2 separate regions of the Homo sapiens genome follow, and region 2 is linked to region 1. Evidence: chromatin loops called from intact Hi-C (ENCODE). Cell type or tissue: chondrocyte. All regions are shown on one strand. Links, peaks and the distances in the headings refer to the core of each region. The heading gives the core; the rest is flanking DNA.

What was found. Peaks named below come from ENCODE experiments on the same cell type or tissue, not always from the same donor. Only the 100,000 strongest peaks of a DNase experiment are listed, where the experiment ranks them.
Region 2: a loop joins it to region 1, with 2.3 times the contacts of the local background. A loop is called at or near these places in 2 of 110 quality-filtered maps.

The regions. Positions count from the first base shown.
Region 1 is chr11:79,240,928-79,243,841 of GRCh38, reverse strand. All of the region lies in intron 2 of TENM4 (teneurin transmembrane protein 4), which reads left to right. Among named protein-coding and RNA genes, the nearest start is that of TENM4-AS1, 150 kb to the right of the region's middle. In chondrocyte, for the core only: no CTCF peak of the experiment used is centred there; no DNase peak of the experiment used is centred there.
Region 2 is chr11:79,498,600-79,501,513 of GRCh38, reverse strand. No RefSeq gene overlaps it. Among named protein-coding and RNA genes, the nearest start is that of TENM4, 59 kb to the right of the region's middle. In chondrocyte, for the core only: no CTCF peak of the experiment used is centred there; a DNase peak (open chromatin) is centred at 1,431.

The sequences.
Region 1 (2,914 bases), core at 183-2,682:
GTCCTTGCTCTGCCTCTCAGTTGCCGCCTGCTCTTGGCTGGCACATGACTTATCTGAGCCTCAGCGTCTTGGTTAGCGCCCTGCATTAGTGCATTGGAAATATTTGCTCTCCTGGTTTAGGAAAATGCCTCCCACAGTCCCGGCTCCACGGGAGGCTCTCGGCACTGTTCTTCCTGCCTGTCCCTGGTGAGCGGGTGACCTTCTGCCCCCTCTGACACTGGCCCACCCTGGAGACAGTGGCTGTGTTCTTGCAGCCCTCCCTCCTCTTGTGTTTCTGTTTGATTCTCATGATTCAATATCCCCTGCAGCGTTTTGTTGTCATTTTCTGTTTTACTCTTGGAAAGCTCACAGGGTTTCCCCTTTGAAGTGTTTCATTTTTTGTTTGTTTGTTTAAATTCAGCATTGCCCTCTGATTGGGGCACATCCAGTGACTTTATAGCACAAATTCAGAAAGAGAGTTGCTCCAGTGCCATTCAAAATGGACCGCAAAATCCACTGTGCCGAGATGTGTCCGAGTACAACGACAAGACAGCCCATGCACACCGTGGTGCCTCACAAAAGGAGAAAACACAATACCTGGAGTCTGATAAATGACTGAAAAGTGCTAAAAATGACCCCCGAAACACAGACACCTCCTCCCCTGTTCCCTGCCTCCTACCGTGTCATGAATTTGTGATGGGGACAAGGAGCACACAAGGCCCCCCTCAGTGCCCCGATGAAAGTCACTGAAGCCAGGAACAAAAGTGGAGCCCCAGACAAGGGGAGGGGAGCAGAAAGGGGGATGGAAATCCACTGACCCTTCCTGGAGCTCCCAAGGGGCACTAGAGGAATGAAAACCCTTCCTAGCCCCCAGGCCCCGAACAAGTGGCAATCTCCCTCCCCAGGGTACAGAGTTTAAAAATGCATCAGATCAAGGCCTGCATGGAGGGATACCTCACACACTGTGGAAGGGGCAGATTTGGGAACTAAAGTTTGGCAATAAGACTCAAGAGCCTCAAAAAAGTCTACATGCCTTGACCCAGTAATTCTGCTTCTGGGAATCTGTCCTAAGAAAATAATATGAAATGCAGACAAAAATGAATCCACACGGGTGTTCACTATAGCTTTATTTATGTGAGTGAAAAATTGGAAACCACTAAATGCTCCACTTTAGGGAATTGGTTAGGTAAATTATGGTTCATTCATAGAGTGGAATATTTTGTAGCCGTTAAAAATGATGTTTATAGAGCTTTTAATGACATGGGGAAATGCTTATGGTATGCTTATGGTGATTTTATACCCTGTCTTTTGCAAGATGTAAAATCACACACGGTGTGATCTCAGCCATGTAAAACAGTTACAGAAAAATAACAGGAAGGAAAAACACACACACAAACTGTTAACGGTAGTTGTCTCTGAGTGGTAGGATTGCGGATGATTTTTCTTCTTTTCTTTCCACCTTTCTGGTTTTTTATTTTTATTTTTTTCTATATTTGGAAACTATTGGTCATCGGTGTTGGGTATTTATTTAAGCCTCACAGGCAATGAAGGAAAAAAACATCACCATTAGTCTGAGGCCTGGCGAGGGATATGACAGCTGTTTTTCCCTCCTGAACATGCATTGCTTTTGAAATCAGAGAAAAAATTAAATAAACGTTATTTACCAAATTAAAATCAAATCAAAATAAATAAAGCATCTGAGCCCCTGTCGAGGAAGGCCTCTGCTCCTAAAAGAAGCGATCGCCTGCTTCCAGCTTATCATTTTTCAGGGATCTTAAAAAACCAGCCACTGTGAAATTGACTTCTAACTGATCTTAATTGAGATGGGGCCCAAATGCAAGGATCAGAAATGAAATTCGGGCTGGTTGCCTTATGGCTGGGCTGCCAAAGAGACTCTGCACAATCCCAGGTCACAGAGGAGCTAACTGGAGTTACTTCTCTGTTCCGGATTCCACCTGCCACCTTCCATATAAGACTCCAGGGTCCTGCCGCCCCCTTGCTAGTTTTTTACCAGCTCAGGGATGAGTGGGGGTTGATTTGAGACTATCTGGGCTTGAGGGGATTCTTAAGGCTGGTGGCTGAGCATTCACTCCTTAACCCTACCAACCTCCGCCCCCCACCATACACATGCACACACACACACACGCTCACATGTGAACACATCATCATTGATTCTGTCCCTCTGCACAAATGCATGCTGCGTGTAGTGACAGGCTACAATGAGTGGGCACCATGCTAAGTCTCTAAAGTGCTTTACCTTGTTTAATTCCCATGACGACTCTGTGATTTAAGTACTATCAAGCCTCACTTTAGAGTGTGGCAGACTCAAACATTCTTCCTTCTGCTGGCATGTGCAGCTCCTATGATTTTGGGAGTGAGCCTGATGGTCTCATCGGGGTCCCCTCCAACTTCAGAGTGACGAATTCTCTTAATGTTAAAAGCCAGCCATGCAGGCCCCAACACACAGGCTACAGGATGCTGAGGCCCTCCCACTCTCTCCAAGTCACACTGCCAGCCCGTCCCTGCTTGCCACCTTGCTGCCTGGCCCTCCTTCCCTGTCTTCCTCCTTTTAGGTTTCTCCCTCCCACACACAAAACCCCTCTTCCAGCAGTCTACTGTCAGATTCATTCATTGCTTTCTTAGATAGAACAACATAACTCTTCTTTGTCTAAACCCAGGAGGCCTTCCCTTTCATATCCAAACAAACTCATCATGGTATTTTTCCTTGAAAAAAAAAAGAGTGCTTTATCAAAGATACATTCTGCCTTCTTTTCAAGCCACTCAGCATCACTGGGGCCAGCATTTTAAAACTACTTTGTGTGTGTGCTTCTTATTGCTCTGTATGCTGCAAAATAAATACAGCGCTGGAAGACTTCTAATATTAAAATGAAGAGAATATATGAAAAAAGAAATAAAGCAACTGATGTGATTTAAA
Region 2 (2,914 bases), core at 292-2,791, 260 kb before region 1:
AATATATTTTTTCACTCCTTTGATACACTGCCAAAGATGGAACAGGCTGCTCCCCATTCTCCAAAAAAGGAGAAGCAGTGTTTTCCCCACTAGAGATAAGCAAACAGAAGCAGGGCGGCCAGACCTCAACAATATCATTCAAGAACAAAGGCTCTAGAGTCAGACCGCCTGGGTGTTGCTAAGCCTCAGTATCCTCATCTGAAAAATGGGAAGAATACTAATACCTCACTTATTGGTAATATCTACCAATAACCACCAGGTTATTAAAAGGATTAAGTAAAATGGGTAAAGTGCTGATCATAGTGCCTGATACGTAGTAAGCCTATAATAAAGGTGAACTATCATTTTCTGTTCATATATTATTTTCTCCTAATCCTAAGACTTTCTAAGACTCTAATTTTGTTCACTAGGGCCTTTCTCAGGACCTGACACATAGTAGGTATTTGATAGAATAAATAAATAAATGGAAGAAAGGATGGATGAAAAAATGAATAAATAGCAGGAAGATTGTCCTATACACCAGAAGGACATCATGAAGCATTCTTAGTACTCTATTGGTTTGATTTCACTTTTTCACTAATCACCGTGTGTGTTTTTCTTGTTTGCCTGGTGTTGCAGACAGAAGAAAGTACAGTCAGTTCTGCTATAATGCCACATTCGTGTTTTTTGGTTTTTTTTTTTTTTTTTTTTTTTTAGTATTTATTGATCATTCTTGGGTGTTTCTCGGAGAGGGGGATTTGGCAGGGTCATAGGACAATAGTGGAGGGAAGGTCAGCAGATAAACAAGTGAACAAAGGTCTCTGGTTTTCCTAGGCAGAGGGCCCTGCGGCCTTCCGCAGTGTTTGTGTCCCTGGGTACTTGAGATTAGGGAGTGGTGATGACTCTTAAGGAGCATGCTGCCTTCAAACATCTGTTTAACAAAGCACATCTTGCACCGCCCTTAATCCATTTAACCCTTAGTGGACACAGCACATGTTTCAGAGAGCACGGGTTTGGGGGTAAGGTTATAGATTAACAGCATCCCAAGGTAGAATTTTTCCTAGTACAGAACAAAATGGAGTCTCCTATGTCTACTTCTTTCTACACAGACACAATAACAATCTGATCTCTCTTTCTTTTCCCCACATTTCCCCCTTTTCTATTCGACAAAACCGCCATTGTCATCATGGCCCCTTCTAATGAGCTGTTGGGTACACCTCCCAGACGGGGTGGCGGCCGGGCAGAGGGGCTCCTCACCTCCCAGACGGGGCTGCCGGGCAGAGGGGCCCCCCCACCTCCCAGAAGGGGTGGCGGCCGGGCAGAGGGGCTCCCCACTTCCCAGACGGGGCGGCGGCCGGGTGGGGGCTGCCCCCCACCTCCCGGATGGGGCGGCTGGCTGGGCGGGGCTGCCCCCTACCTCCTGGACGGGGCGGCCGCCGGGCGGAGACGCTCCTCACTTCCCAGACAGGGCAGCTGCCGGGCTGAGGGGCTCCCCACTTCCCAGACTGGGCGGCTGCCGGGCGGAGGGGCTCCTCACTTCTCAGACGGGGCGGCTGGTCAGAGACGCTCCTCACCTCCCAGACGGGGTGGCGGCGGGGCAGAGACACTCCTCAGTTCCCAGACGGGGTCGCGGCCGGGCAGAGGCACTCTTCACATCTCAGACCGGGCAGCGGGGCAGAGGTGCTCCCCACATCCCAGATGATGGGCGGCCGGGCAGAGACACTCCTCACTTCCTAGACGGGATGACGGCCGGGAAGAGGTGCTCCTCACTTCCCAGACTGGGCGGCCGGGCAGAGGGGCTCCTCACATCCCAGACGATGGGCGGCCAGGCAGAGACGCTCCTCATTTCCTATACGGGGTGGCGGCGGGGCAGAGGCTGCAATCTCGGCACTTTGGGAGGCCAAGGCAGGCGGCTGGGAGGTGGAGGTTGTAGCGATCCAAGATCACGCCACTGCGCTCCAGCCTGGGCAACATTGAGCACTGAGTGAGCGAGACTCCGTCTGCAATCCCGGCACCTCGGGAGGCCGAGGCTGGCAGACCACTCGCGGTCAGGAGCTGGAGACCCGCCTGGCCAACACGGCGAAACCCCGTCTCTACCAAAAAATACGAAAACCAGTCATGTGTGGCGGCGCGCGCCTGCAATCCCAGGCACTCGGCAGGCTGAGGCAGGAGAATCAGGCAGGGAGGCTGCAGTGAGCCGAGATGGCGGCAGTACAGTCCAGCCTCGCTCGGCATCAGAGGGAGACCGTGCAAAGGTGAGACGAGGACCGTGCAAAGGGGAGGGAGAGGCAGAGGCAGAGGCAGAGGAGGGAGAAGGAGAGGGAGAGGGAGAGGGAGAGCAAGAGCGAGAGCGAGAGCCACATTCGTGTTCTAAAAAAATCACTGTACTGTGCAAATTTACCCACTAAAAAACACATGTTTACGGGGCAAATGGGATTAGGGGCATAACACTCACAAACTTCACCAGTGACACATTTAAAAAAAAATAGGAGCCCAATAAAAATAGCAGCCCTGTCTTAAACATATTTAATAGTTAAAAATATAAGTACTGTAATAAATATGGCACTTGACATTGATAAAGATCTGCAGTTTGCTTGTGGAAGTGGGCGTCAGGAAGACCATGAGTAATTGTGAGGTGGTGGGAGGAGAATCATCTGAAATGGGACAGAGTTGGAACACCAGATGTGGATGGGTGTGGAGCCTCACACGTACAGTGATCTAAAGTTACTGTGAATGTTTGATGTGTATGTGTGTGTGCATTTTGTGTATTACGCAGGTCTGTTCAGCTGGGTTTTTGGCATTCACCTAGTGTTTTTCAAGGGGGGAAATTGTCTTATATTCACATCGTTCCCTAGTATAAATTGCATTAGAACAAATTCATAGTTTCAAAACAAGCATTATAGCAAAACTGACAGGGTGTTTCGATATTTGTATT